Linked DNA regions of Mus musculus: all the other regions are linked to region 3. Evidence: chromatin contacts called from ENCODE Hi-C or POLR2A ChIA-PET data. All regions are on one chromosome and are shown on one strand. The core of a region is the stretch at or near the end of the contact, and the rest is flanking DNA. Distances in the headings are between cores, read along the strand shown. Region 1 holds the start of Stk11ip (serine/threonine kinase 11 interacting protein). Region 2 holds the start of Gmppa (GDP-mannose pyrophosphorylase A). Region 3 holds the start of Chpf (chondroitin polymerizing factor).

The links. Hi-C counts contacts between places; a loop is a spot of excess contacts on that map. ChIA-PET counts read pairs that join two places held with the same protein, here RNA polymerase II (POLR2A).
Region 1: a loop to region 3 is called in a map of heart, with 2.1 times the contacts of the local background. The contact joins the promoter of Stk11ip here to the promoter of Chpf in region 3. A Hi-C loop is called at or near these places in 6 of 37 maps with a recorded cell type or tissue (T-helper 2 cell, heart, regulatory T cell and 1 more). POLR2A ChIA-PET finds 5 or more read pairs at or near these places in 4 of 5 experiments (Patski and embryonic stem cell).
Region 2: a map of T-helper 2 cell shows a loop between it and region 3 (2.5-fold over the local background). The contact joins the promoter of Gmppa here to the promoter of Chpf in region 3. A Hi-C loop is called at or near these places in 16 of 37 maps with a recorded cell type or tissue (T-helper 17 cell, T-helper 2 cell, adrenal gland and 4 more). POLR2A ChIA-PET finds 5 or more read pairs at or near these places in 4 of 5 experiments (Patski and embryonic stem cell).

Annotation. Positions count from the first base shown.
Region 1 is chr1:75,518,273-75,522,846 of GRCm38, reverse strand. Stk11ip (serine/threonine kinase 11 interacting protein) reads right to left here and starts at 1,318. Exons shown (of 25, transcript NM_027886.3): 1 at 1,205-1,318; 2 at 998-1,083. The coding sequence starts at 1,058.
Region 2 is chr1:75,432,787-75,437,477 of GRCm38, reverse strand. Gmppa (GDP-mannose pyrophosphorylase A) reads right to left here and starts at 1,542. Exons shown (of 13, transcript NM_001357170.1): 1 at 1,166-1,542; 2 at 640-700; 3 at 444-541. The coding sequence starts at 679.
Region 3 is chr1:75,476,495-75,481,176 of GRCm38, reverse strand. Chpf (chondroitin polymerizing factor) reads left to right here and starts at 1,706. Exons shown (of 4, transcript NM_001001566.3): 1 at 1,706-2,385; 2 at 3,359-3,932; 3 at 4,438-4,617. The coding sequence starts at 2,072. Tmem198 (transmembrane protein 198) reads right to left here and starts at 1,645. Exons shown (of 5, transcript NM_177056.4): 1 at 1,292-1,645; 2 at 780-984. The coding sequence starts at 945.

The DNA of each region.
Region 1 (4,574 bases), core at 69-2,568, 42 kb before region 3:
CCATCGAGGTCACACATTCCAAATGACAGCTGCTTCATCTAGATCTCATCCTTATCTCCTAAAGACATCCATTAACCCCACCTTACAGATAGGAAAGCCGGGGCTCAAAGAAGAATCTCTCCTTTCTGTGTGTGTGGGGAGGATGCTAGGGATTATAAGTCAAAGTTTTGTACATGCTAAACATATGCTCTGCTACTGAACTATATCCCCAGCTCTCAAAGAATCATGATTGTGATCATTTAGCTGATGATGGCAACCACATAACAAACAACATAGTGCCAGGCGTGGTGGCACATGCCTTTAATCCCAGCACTTGGGAGGCAGAGGCAGGCGGATTTCTGAGTTCGAGGCCAGCCTGGTCTACAAAGTGAGTTCCAGGACAGCCAGGACTACACAGAGAAACCCTGTCTCAAAAAAAAAAAAAAAACAAAACAAAAAAACAAAACAAAACAAAAAAAAAAACAAAAACCAAACAACACAGTGATCTTTGCCATGCCCAGGCACTGGGGCAGCAACTATAGTAACACTATCTTTTGAACACTTATTATGCATGCATGCACTGCACTAAATAAGCTAACTAAAATCCCGCTATCTTTTGCGTTCAATACAATCCCTATGCTAACCTATCTGAGAAGAATACTGAGGGTCTAAAAACTTATCCAAGTCTGATAGAGGGTTGGGACTAACCTATGTGGGTCTCCAAATCTCTGGTGTCTAAGGTGCTTATACTTGGCTTTCGGTACAAGTGATTATGTTCTTGTCTGCAAGTGTTTAATCTATTAATGATCCCTTTCCTCTGGAGAGTTAAGTGCTATGAGAGATGGATAGAGTTTAGACTGTCAAAGGCATGACTGTAAACAACGCGTCACAAGGAACACACCCAGAAGACGCCGGCACCTCGTGACCCCGCCGGCAATGACTCGGTGATTCCCGGCGTTTCTGGACAGTATCGAACACACCTAGAACTCCCAACCAAATAAGCCAGAAGTCCACTCACCCGACTCCCGCAAAAGTCCCGCCAGCTTCCACACTACTGAATCCCGCGGAGCGGTCGTCATAGCCACGGGACGCTGGGGGCGGAGCCTGGGGAAAGGGGAAGCGGAAGAGCCTCAGGTGGGCAACAAAAGCCCAGAGCTTTCGTGCAAATGGAGGCGTCGCGCAATGTAAAAAGTAAGCATCAGCTAAAAAGAACGATCTCTCTGACCCCTTTTCCAAAAAGCATTGGGCCTCGGGAGCCCATGGGCCCGCGTAATTCGCACTCCAATCACTTTGGCAGCCGGGCTCTTTTAGGGCAGGAAGTCCCGCCCCGGAAGGCAAAGGACCTACCGGAAAGCATGCCTTCGCTACCGGAAGCCACGCCCTGGGCGAGCCGATGTGTCAGTAGGACGGAACTAGCCGGGATTAAGCCCCTAACGGGGCCCCAGGTCTAGCTCGGCTCTGGGTGGCCCCTTCGGCAGAGAGAGAAACCTGACTCTTGTTTGCAGACTGGGCGGGGAAGCAGAGCTTGGAGAAATGGGATCTTGTATTAGAAGGAAAAGAACTCATCCAAAACAAATACTGATCTTCCAGTTACATAGCTGTCCTGTCCTTGCGAAGTTCTTTTATATCAGCCAGAAGGGCTAAGGCTGGCAGGGATGCCACTCTCAAACCCCCTTTGCTGTCATAGTCCTCAGTCTCTAGACTTATTTTTCCTTAGGGTTTAGCACACTCTCAAATTGGTCCCTGGTCTCTGATTTCAGAGCTCTGGAAGCAGAGGCAGGAGGGTCTCAGTGAGTTCAAGACCAGCCAGCTCTAAATAGTGAGTTCCAGGCTAGCCAGGGCTGCATAGTGGGATCCTATCTCAAAAACAAAAATTAGTCACTGGTAATGACCTGAACCTGTATTTGTTTTGTTTTGTTTTTAACTGTATTTACAGCTCAGTACACCTAACTAAAAGTGGTTTTCCTAAATTTGAAAATAAAATATATCAATAATTAACAAAAGCAAGACTGTTGAGTTTTCTACTTCCAAATTGGCACTGTAGCTTTTTTTTTTTTTTTCAAGATAGGGTTTCTCTGTGTAGCCCTGGCTGCCCTGAAACTCTGTAAACCAGGCTGCCTCTGCCTCCCAAGTGCTGGGATTAAAGGCGTGCGCCGCCACCACCACCCAGCACCACTGTAGTTTTTACCCTGGCTCTTGGTCTGGCAGTTGACATCAACTTCTGGTCTACATTATGAAAACATTTCTTAGGATGGAGTGACTAGCTAGGCTTGGGAGGGGAATGTCTTTTATGAAACAATCCTTTCTAACACAAGAAAGTTAAACATGAAGTGTAGGACTGAAGAGATGGCTCAGTGAATTAGAGCACTGGCTAGGCTTCCAGAGGACATGGGTTCAAGTCCCAGTACCCACATGGCGGCCCACAGCCATCTGTAACTCCAGTTCCAGGTGGTTGTACAATCTCTTCTCATCTCCATGGGCACAGCACATGCATGGTGTAGAGGCATTCAGGCAAAACATTCATACATGCAAGTGTTTGCTTTTAATGAAAAATCTAAAGAGTAGAGTTGGAGTCAGTCAGTTTTAGAGGTGGTGGAAGGCTTCTCTAGCCTGAACAAACTTCCTATATACCGTCTCATGGATCTGGGACATTTTGTGCAATTGATAATCCATTACATAGCAACTGTCAGTCCTTGTTTATCGATCACCTGAAGCTGGCCATGGGGGAGGAGCCATAACAATCAAGTCAACTGTATCAAGCCAAATTCTCATAGGCAGAAAAAGAAACAAAAAACAAAAACTCATTCTTTTGATATCCTGATGTGGTGCCTTGAAACCTTTGCTTTTTGGCCTGGCTTCCGTGGTCCACAGTTATTGTGTGAAAATCCTCCATTCACATGGGTAGCCCCTCTCTCTACTCAGGTTTGTCCTACACTACCGAGCTTCCAGATAAGTGAACGAGAGAAAAATCAAAGAAAACAAAACTGTATTGGGGAGGGGAAAGCTAAGCTAAAGAAGCAGCAAGAGAGTAAACAGCCGAGGCCTGTCCTCCTCCCTGAGAGGCCCACTCCCCTTTCTGTCCTTGGCTTGCAGGCAAGGCCTTGGCTGCCTTCCAAAGAAGTCTCTCTCTCTTTTTCTCCCTCTCTTGCCTAAGTTACATTCTTCTGTAAATTGCTACTTATAAAATTTCTTTTAATCAAAGGGAAAAAGAAAATCCTGTGTCACCAAAGCTACAAAAACAAGTGCACACGCTTTGAGCGTGCACCAGATCCATAGAAGAAAGCAAGAACTGGACCTTCTGGTGACCTGGCCAGTGACAACAAATCATGCTTTGGATGAGACCAATTAGGATTGTAACGGTGTCAGTTCAGTACAGGTTGGATCCCAGTCCCAACACATCTTAGAAACGGACAAGTTGATTCTAAAATTTATCTAGGAGACTAAATACATACAGGGCCAAGAAACTTTGAGAGGAAATAATTGAAAACAAAATTTAAGAGACACTAATAGGGGCCTTGCCCTACCAGGCAGCAGAGTGTCCTCCAAAGTCACAGTGACCAAAGCCTGATAATAGCAAAGAGATAAACAATAGATCGACCGAACACAGAGCAGAATAATTACTAACTCAACAGTCCTGGGGGAAGTGCCTGTCCATCTGGAAAAAGCCAATTACTCTCCTTGCATTCTGCACATGAGGTTTCAGAAATATAAAAGCTCCAGAAATATAAAAGTGCTAAGTGTTTTTTAAAATAATAAAGAACAAATAAATAAACAAATAAACAAACCTGAGTAGGATGGCATATCTTTGTAGTCCCAGAATTTAGGAGACTACCACAGAAGGATTTAGAGTTCCTGGCCAGCCTGGGCTACAGTAGTGAAGTCTTAAAGAAAGAAGAGATGGAGAAAAAAAGGAGACGCTAGAAGAAAAGGAAGAGAGAAGAGAAGAGAAGAGAAGAGAAGAGAAGAGAAGAGAAGAGAAGAGAAGGAGAAAGAAAAACAGAAACTGACTTTAAGTTTGATGCTTAAAAGTGCTTCCCAAAGATTTACCTTAACTGGCCTGGGTAGTACAAGCCTGAAATCCCAGCTACTAGAAAGGATGACGGAGAAAGATCACTTTTGGGCCAGCCTAGCCCAACTTAGCAAGAGGGTCTATCTCCAAAATAAAAAGTAGGGAACCTGGAGAGATGGCTCAGTGGTCAAAAACAGTTGTTACTCTCCTAGAGGATCCATGGTGAATTGCCACAAGGGCCTGTAACTCCAGTGCCAGAGACTCCAGGGCCCCACTTCTGGTCCCTGCGGGATCCAAGTACAGAAGTAGTACACAGGCATACATGTAGGCAAAATACCCATATACATAAAATAAAAATAAAATGTTATAAGTACGAGCTGGGCAATGGTGGTGCAAGCCTCTAATCCCAGCACTCGGGAGGCAGAGGCAGGAGGATCTCTGGATTCCAGGCCAGCCTGATCTACACAGAGTGTAGTTCCAGGACAGCCAGGGCTACACAGAGAAAGGCTGTCTCAGAAAAGGCATTGCCCACAAAACCTAATAACCTGAGTTTGACGCGCCAGGCCCCACATGATGGAAGGAAAAA
Region 2 (4,691 bases), core at 293-2,792, 44 kb after region 3:
CAGCTTCAACACTCTGCACGGGAGGTTTAATCTCCTTTACAGATAAGAAAACTAGAGCTGAAAGAGGTTGAAATTTGGCTTGCTCCAGGTCCCAGCAGGAAGACAGGACTCAGACTCAAACCTTGTCTATCCCAATAATGGAGCAATAAAGAAAAGGAGCTACAGCATAGGTGCTCTGCGCTTTATCACTGATTCCCCCTGCTATGGCTCTAGCTTATTCTTTAAGATCCCTGCCTGGCTTCACATTCCATACTGTAAAACTAAGTGTGAAATCTGAGCAGCAGCAAGAGGCAGGGAAGTCACCAGGACTGGCTGCCCAAAGCAGTGCTCAGACGCCTGTGAATGGCAGCCCGTGGAGCCGTAGTTGGTGGGAAAAGATGGCAGCTGGGAAATGGAAGACAGACACACACCATGAAGGAGAGGGGCAGGAAGTGTGGGGTTACCTGGGCACAGGCTTCTATATGGTGCTGGATCATGGGAACGCCTGCCACAGGAAACAGAGGTTTGGGCACCTCAAAAGACAAAGGCCTGAAGCGAGTCCCTGAGAGGACAGGAGAACGTTTTAGCTTCCTATTTCCTTGTGTCCCAACCCCACCGACCTCTCCAGCCTACCCGCTCCCCTGTCCCCCATCTCCTCACCCTTCTGGGGGCCTCCAATGAGAATCACAGCTTTGAGCATGATGAGCGCTATTACCTAAACCTCAAACCACAACAGAATAATTACAACACATAGTCCTTTCCTAGGATGTAAACACAAAAGTTCAGTATAGTCCCTCCTTGGGCACACAATCACGAAATTCATCCCAATCCAGAACTCAGATGGCTTCAAAACCCTGCAGCCCTCCCTTTTATCTCTAATGACTTCTCTTTGGCCGTGAACAAATTATGTAAACACGGGTACTCAACGGACCCCCTTCTCTGACCCCAGATCTCAAAACCCTGAAACCTCTAGTCCCAGTGCCTTGCAAATGACTGCTTCCTCCTTCTAGCTGTTCAACTCCGAATCCCAGCGGTGAATATGGAACCACAAACCTTGAGTGAGCTCTGGGTATTTAATTTTAATCCTATGAATGCGCCCCAAGTACAGAACTAACATCAATCTGCATTTGATGAGCACCAACCCTAACACCTCTAGGTGCTGACTGTGAATTCTACAACTACCTACATGTGCTCGAATCAAAAGACAGGTTCCGTTGACATGTCAAACGCTGAGCCTACTACTCCAGCCGTGCGCATACCGACCACTGGTGCGGAATCTCTGGATTCCAAAGATTGATTGCTGACCTGGACCCCACAACTGAGTCAGTCCAATAGACGTCAGTTTCTCGTAGCCATTGGTTATAGAACCAACACAAGCGTGGGCATGAGGAGAGAAAGACAGGCCCTGTGAGCCCTCCCTACGTCCAGGGTCCGTCTGCTACACCTTACCCTGCCCACCACCCCCTCCACCATGTAGATCCTTTTACCACTAGCTCCCTTTACGCCAGCTCTGCCGCCTGCCACTGCTTGCTCCTTCCGCGTACGTGTCTCCTTACAACCCGCGAGAGCTCTTTCGCGGGGGCTGCTGGGAATTGTAGTTTTGAAAACGTTCTCTCTCCAACTCCAATAAGACACTTGGGAAACGTGCTGGAAACCTGGTGCGTTCCGTCAAGTCACCGTAGGACAAGGCTTAACTGAGGAGAGAGAGGAGTAAGGATGGGGGCTAAGAAGTTAGGCCTGGAAACTTGAGATTGAGACCTAAGCTTTTCCAGTATGGGCTCAGGGGCAGCGGAGCACTAAGTCACAGGACAATCCCCTGGGTGGCCAGCTTTGGAACAGCCTGGAGGGGCTGAGCCTAGACTGAGCAAAAGAAAAGGAGCAATCACAGTTCCAAAATTTGTCCAGCTGAGAAATTTGACACTGAGAGAAATCCTATTCCGGATGACTACTACCTGTAAAATGAGCTTTCCAGATTTCCTAGTGACTCCAACATTCTGTGACCTTGGCCTGTGGGTCTTGGAATAAATATGGGGGGGGGGGCAGGCAGGGAGAGGAAATGGCGATGGAAAACAAAACAAACAAGCACGAGGAGGATCAGAAGGAAAGCAATTTTGTTTTATTTTTGTTTTTTAGATTATATCTAAGTACACTGTAGCTGTCTTCAGATGCACCAGAAGAGGGCGTTAGACCTCATTAACGAATGGTTGTGAGCCACTATGTGGTTGCTGGGATTTGAACTCAGGACCTTCAGAAGAGCAGTCGGTGCTCTTAACCACTGAGCCATCTCTCCAGCCAGGAAAGCAGTTTTATTAAGCAAGGCAGAAGAGGGTTTGGATCCCACCAGCACCTGGGATCGCAGCCAGGGTAAAAAGGTCTGATGGTCCCTTTCAAGCCATGTCCACCTGAGGAAGCCTTGGGCCATGTCCTGGGGTAGTCCTGGGGAATGGTAAGGCGCTGGTGGTGTTAGGACCAATCTCTACACCCTGGGGAAGGTGTGGAGAGACGGAGGGCAGATCTGTGGGTCAGTTTATCTGTGTGTGTAATGAGCGTTAATTATAAAGCTCATTCTTTGCAGTCCAGTTTCTGGGAACAATACTACACAGGTCCCAGTCTCAGCCCTGCCTTAGCTGCAGATCCTAGACCTCCCTGTCGTGGTCCTCAATGTCCTACCCGTGCTTGGTCTGGCAGACATGGAGTGGGCAGTCAGTGCTGCCATGGCGTCTTTGAGGTCCCTTTTATATCTTAGCATGGACTCAACAAAGGACAGGGGAACCTGACCATAGGACACGAGCATCACCATGAGATGAGGAATATCTGGCCCTAACTCCACACGATGCATTTGAATTCACAGTATGTTATTGGACAGATGACTAGCCTTTACATTTTATCTCTTTCGTTATTAAACAGGACTTATCCCTGTCCCTTTTTCTCTGGGTCAAGTAGAAGATCAAAAGAGATACAGCTCTCACAAGTGCTTCGGAGACAGCTCTGTGTAAGGAAAGCGCCCTGGGTTGGGAGCCAGAAAACTAGATTTTAAATCCTGGCGCACGCACACTGTGACCTTGGGTCCTAGAATCCTAGGATGGGAGCCCCGGGCTGACTTCTCAGTCTGGGTGGGATCAGGACCTGAAGGAAGGGAGGAAATTGCTAGGCTTGTCATGCCCTCCAGTCAGTGTGGAGGGTGGGTTCCTCCTCACTCGGTCTGGACTAGGCCCAGCTACAAATGCACTCCCGCCTGGACACTACCACTGCAGATGCCCACAGGGTGACGCTGTTCTGAACCTAGAGCACATGAGCCTTCCATAAGGATGCCCATGGAATCTGAGCACTGGTTGGCATCGTTGATGCTCTATACTGGTCCAGATGGCCAGTTATCAGTATCTTGCACTCCCAGAGCCACCACTACCTCTGGATCCTTGGAGACAGTACTACTTAGGCCTATAGCACAGCTCCTTGCATCCTAACTCCAGCAGATAAACAGGTCCAGGAAAGTTGAGATTCATTACGTCAGCTTGGCTACACTGCCTTTGCCAGAACTTTGTCCTTCAGAAGCCAAGGCAGACCCTTCTCTTTCAGTTCCTTCTGAAACACCCCCATCCTTCCAGGCTGGGTCAGTATTCAGAACTCTCATAATAGAACTGAGGCCTGCTCTCTGTGCAGTCTGCCAGCACACCATCTCTGCCCCTTTCCCTTATCCCACTAGACACCTAACCTGGAAATTGGAAGAGGTAACCCCTGCACTGTTTTCCCAGTGCCTCTCTTCCATCTTTGTGACAGAACAGGGTCTGGATGGTCATTACCACCCTTGAAGGTTAACATTATAATTGACTCCCCAACCTCTAGGTCTGCTGAAGTCCTTTGAGGGCATACCCTTGTGCATAGGGGCACAAGACTGCCTGTGATAAAGATCATCTCTCCGGGGCTTGAGTGGAGTGCTGTCAATGTAGGCTAGGGAACCAGGTGGGAGCGTTGTAGACACTGGTTTACGAGTCTTGGTACTGCAAACCTTTTGATCAGAACAATTTTGATACCACTCTGCTGACATAAATTACCTCAGCTCTTCCGTGTTTGGAATAAGCTGTTCACGTGCCATTTCCAATGGAGGTGGGAAGGAAACTGCAGATCAAAGGGGACGGGAGAGGAATTGTTTTTTTTCCATTTATCAAGATACGAGTTCAGGCACCTGAGTTTTATATGAATGTATTTGCAATGTGTGAGGGGTTGGAGATCCTCGCAGGCAAACTGTATATCTTCATAACTGGGATGATGGGTGGGCAAGGTATCTCTCTCTCTGCTTTTAACATCTTGTTATTTTAAGATGATGAGCCCTGCCTCCATCCTGGAAGCCAGAACGGCTGTAGAAGCTTGAGTCAAGGGGTCTCAACCCAGTGCCGAAGCTCGGCTTACAGGCAGAAGCTTGTTCCTCCCATCTGGCCGAGAGTAGAGCTTCAAGGCTCCCTTTGATCTGCAGTTTCCTTCCCACCTCCTTCTTTCCTCTACCTCCGGTCCAGGAAGCTCATTGCTGGGACCTTGTGACCATTCTTCAATGCTGCATGGGTGTGTCCAGTCATTGCCCAGCAGACTCCTAACCTGCCTTGGAGACAAGAAGGTCTAGCCTGATGTGTCCCTCAACCCCAGACATGGCTACCCTGTGCACTCACAGCTGCTCCATACATTCAGATCTGTGTTTAAATCCCAAAAACCTCAGGCCA
Region 3 (4,682 bases), core at 457-2,956:
AGGCATACTGTTTTGTAGAGAAGCCAGCCTTGGTCCAAGACCTTGAGAGTTGTCAAATGGACCCCCACACACCTGTTCGACTGAGCGGCAGTTAGTGCTCACCCACCCAACCTCACTGAACTATGTAATCCATGCTGGCCTTGAGCCTCCCTTCCCTTGCTTTGGCTTCCTGGATGCTGGGATTACAGGCATACCACGCCCTCCCCCATACAACTCTTCACAGTAACCATTCTTATGGGAATCTGCCTTGTAGGCGATCTCCATTTGTATGACTACCATCCAGCCCACTCTGATATGTATCACAAGTGTGAATATTCCAGGTCTCGCCCCCACCATGCAATATGCCCTGTGGTAAGGAACCATGCTAAGAGTTTTTATTATTTTATTTTAGTCTGCTTATCCTAAGTGATCCAAACATATCTTCGCTACGATAGTCATTATTCTTTGACCACCTACTAATTCTTGTCTATATGAGACAAACACTGTTGTCTTTGTCCAAGTGAAAAAGCTGAGACCCAGGTTAACATGCCCATTACATCACAGTGACTAACATACAGAGCCCGGTTCAAACTCAAAGAGCCTAATTCAAAACCTGCTCTCTGTAGAATCTAGAGTCAATGATCTACAAATATACTTGTGATCAGCAAGAGAATGATACCGCCATGAGGGTGGGGTGGGGGTGGGGGTGGGATGGGGTGGAAATGATTCTCGAGACACCAGAAAAAGGAACTTTAGGGAAACAGTAGAAGGCCACAGGTGAGGAACGAGGGGGATCTCACCAAAGAAGCAGTAGACGACTCCAAACAAACAGCACATGATGCAGACGAGGGCCGGCAGTGCCTGATACCTGCGCTCCAGAGGCTGTTCACAAGGTGCACCCCAGAAGGTGTCATCCGGCTCCGGGGGCAGCAGCTGAAACCGCAGAGTTTCCATAGTACCCGGCATAGCGCCGGGAATGGAAGGGGGTCACCCTCCCAGGACAACCTGACAGGGAGGAAATTGGGGTCAAGAGTCAGTTGTGGGTCTCCACTACAATAACAGTGCGAGTGGGGGAATTCAGCAAGGGCACAGTGGACAAAGGAATGGTTGCCCACATCAGGCAGCTCTAGAAGCATCTCTGGAACGGGGAGCAGAGACAAAGGGAAACAAGTGCCTGGCTAGAGGCGGCTGGGATGGACTTAAAAGAGGGACTAGATGGGGCTAGACGAGGAGAGGGAGGGTGCCGCTGGCAAAAAGAGGCAGCCTGAGCACCATCTGTGGGAGGCTCAATTTGGAATTGTCCAAGATCTACCTGGGCCGGAGGTGACCGGAGCTTCCGAGCAAAGGAGGGTGTGCAGGGGCCGGAGGAGCCGGGGTTGTAGGACACCAGAGGCTCTGACTGACTGGGGTCCGGGCAAAGTCTGCCGTGCGAAGGGGGCTGCTGGGCCGGAGAGACGGGTCTCTGTGCGACGGCGTCGTCGCCCCACCTCCGACACCGGCTGGCACTGCAGCTCCACAGACTCGCGCCCGGCTCGGGGAAGGGAAAGGAGCAGGAGCTCGGGCTGTCCCGGAGCCGCGGCCCCATGCCCTGAGCCCGCTGGCGGCCTTTGGTGCTGATGGACAGCTCCGGCCTCTGCTCCTGACGTCACTCAGGGTGCACCATCCTGGCAGGGGCGGGCTGCTTCTGACGTCATCCGGGACGCACCAACCACGCAGGGGGGAGACAGGGGACTCCGCCCCCGGCGTCTGCCTCTCCGGCGCTGAGGAGGGGGCACTTCCGGGGGTCCTTCCCCTTTAACCTCCTCCCCTTCGTCCCTCTCCGCTAGCTGACGGCTAGACCCCACCTCGGGGGCGGGGCCCTGTCGGTGACACGTCGGACAGCGGCCGCCTTGGAGGCCCGGGCGCGCAGTGCTGCTCTAAGGGCGGCCGACCCGCCCGGGGATTCCGGGCTTGAGCTCCTACCTCTGCTCGGCGGGGAGGGAGCGGGCCCGCCTGCTGGGCCTGGGCCCTCCGGATCCGCCCCCTCTTCGGTCCCGCCCCCTCGGAGCCGCCTCGGGCTACGCGGGGGCCGGGGACCCGCTGTCGGGACGCCATGCGGGCGTCGCTGCTGCTGTCCGTGCTGCGGCCCGCGGGGCCCGTGGCCGTGGGCATCTCTCTGGGCTTCACCCTGAGCCTGCTCAGCGTCACCTGGGTGGAGGAGCCTTGCGGACCCGGGCCGCCCCAACCCGGAGACTCTGAGCTGCCGCCGCGCGGCAACACCAACGCGGCGCGCCGGCCCAACTCGGTGCAGCCCGGATCCGAGCGCGAGAGGCCCGGGGCCGGCGCAGGCACCGGTGAGAGCTGGGAGCCTCGTGTCTTGCCCTACCATCCCGCGCAGCCAGGCCAGGCCACCAAGAAGGCCGTCAGGTACTGATCCACTCCGTCCGCCCTAACACCCCCCCCCCCCCCCCCGCAGGCACCAGCCAGGATGCGCGCGCTAGGGAGGCCGCCAGAGGCCGGGTCAGGCTCCGGAAGGAAGGGGCCGGCCGGCCAGGAAGTCCTTGGGCCTCGATTACTTCCTATGACCCTGCTTGCAGGGAGACAGAGGGCCAGTTTGAAGCTTTTTCTGGATCCCGTCCGGATCTGAGCTGAGCTAAACCGACTCCACCCAATTATACTCCAAAGACCCTCTTAGCCCCCCACTGGTCTGTTTAGGATTAGAAAAATGAGTGTTAAAGAGGATAAGTGTATAAAGAGGGGGAAAGAAAAAGGAGGGAACTGGAATTTACCTGTATTTCATTCCTAGATGGGTTTCAAGGGCCACCTTGGGATGAGATGGGAGAGGGAGGAATGTACTCATCACATTGATGTCTCTGCCCACGCATTGAAGTAATTTCTTCTAAGTAACAGTGAATTCCAGTTGTACAACTTACCTTCTACCTTAGGAAGGTGAGTCACTGCCTTAGTTTGCCCCTCTCCAAAAGACATTCTCTACACCACTATGCCGTATGCTTCTACACATCATTTATAGGACATATTGGGGGGGCGGGGCTGACAGCATATTCATGTTGCAGGGAGCATCTGCAACAGTGTGCCAAGCATGTTACTGTTTAAGTGCAATCTGTCCCATTTTACAGATGGCACCGATTAAGTAACATGTTCAGGGACACAGCCACTAGGTTGTGAAATCTGGAAGTAGATCTAGTGTATCTCTTACCTGCATCTGCCTTGGAAGTGCTGTCTCCTAGATGCAACACTTTCTGTGAGACCAGTATATCACTTAAATCATGTCTCGTGGGAGAGACAGTCTTATCCTCCCGTTCGTGGGTGCCAAACAGGTCCAGAGGAGAACTAACAAGTGAAGCTGTGTGCTATCTTGTTCCTAACTGTCTTTTCCCAGAACTCGGTATATCAGCACGGAGCTGGGCATCAGGCAGAAGCTTCTGGTGGCAGTGCTGACCTCACAAGCCACGTTGCCTACACTGGGTGTGGCTGTAAACCGAACTCTGGGACACCGACTGGAGCATGTAGTGTTCCTGACCGGTGCGAGGGGCCGCCGGACACCTTCAGGCATGGCGGTGGTGGCACTGGGCGAAGAGAGGCCCATCGGACACCTGCACCTGGCGCTGCGCCACCTGCTGGAGCAACACGGCGATGACTTTGACTGGTTTTTCCTAGTGCCTGATGCCACCTATACTGAAGCGCATGGACTGGACCGCCTAGCTGGCCACCTCAGCCTTGCTTCAGCAACCCATCTCTATCTTGGCCGGCCGCAGGACTTCATCGGTGGAGATACTACCCCAGGCCGCTACTGCCACGGGGGCTTTGGAGTCTTGCTCTCTCGCACACTGCTACAGCAACTGCGCCCCCACCTGGAAAGCTGCCGCAACGACATCGTCAGTGCTCGCCCGGATGAGTGGTTGGGCCGCTGCATCCTTGATGCCACAGGCGTGGGCTGTACTGGTGACCACGAGGTAGGAAGATAAGCCTCCCAATTAGTGTCTCCTCTCAGAGCTTGCTTATTTCCCCAGGAGAGGTATGGGGTAATGGAGATAGAGGTTGGGGTTTTCTCTGTTAATCTATCTTTTTTTTTTTTTAAATCCCAGTGGCTCTAGGTAAATTACTAGATCTGAGCTTCAGCAGCCTCGTGCATGCTAATGGAAACAATTATTAGGCAGGGCCGTATAAGGATTAGGGAAAAGTAAGAGATCCTTACACACAATATATATTCAGTGTCAGCTATTTTATTTAGCTCTCTGGACACCTCTGAGGCAGCTTTCACAGATGAGCTCACAGAGACCTGACCAGGCTTGTACAACATCAGCTGGTCAAATAGACTTCAAATCCACAGAACTCTGACTTTCCAAGTCCATAACTGGTTATAGGATTTGAAGATGAGACACCAGCTAAGAGAGGGAGGAAGGTCAGTCAGCTCTGTTGTTGTTCCCATTCTGAATGCTTCCTTTCCTCCCTCCCCAGGGAATGCACTACAACTACCTGGAACTGAGCCCCGGGGAGCCTGTGCAGGAGGGGGACCCTCGTTTCCGCAGCGCCTTGACAGCCCATCCCGTGCGTGACCCTGTGCACATGTACCAGCTGCACAAAGCTTTTGCCCGCGCTGAGCTGGACCGCACGTACCAGGAGATTCAAGAATTGCAGGTACAGGCCTGGGCTTAGGGAGTCAAGGGATTAGGGGGAGCAGGTCCTGAGAGACCCCGGGAATA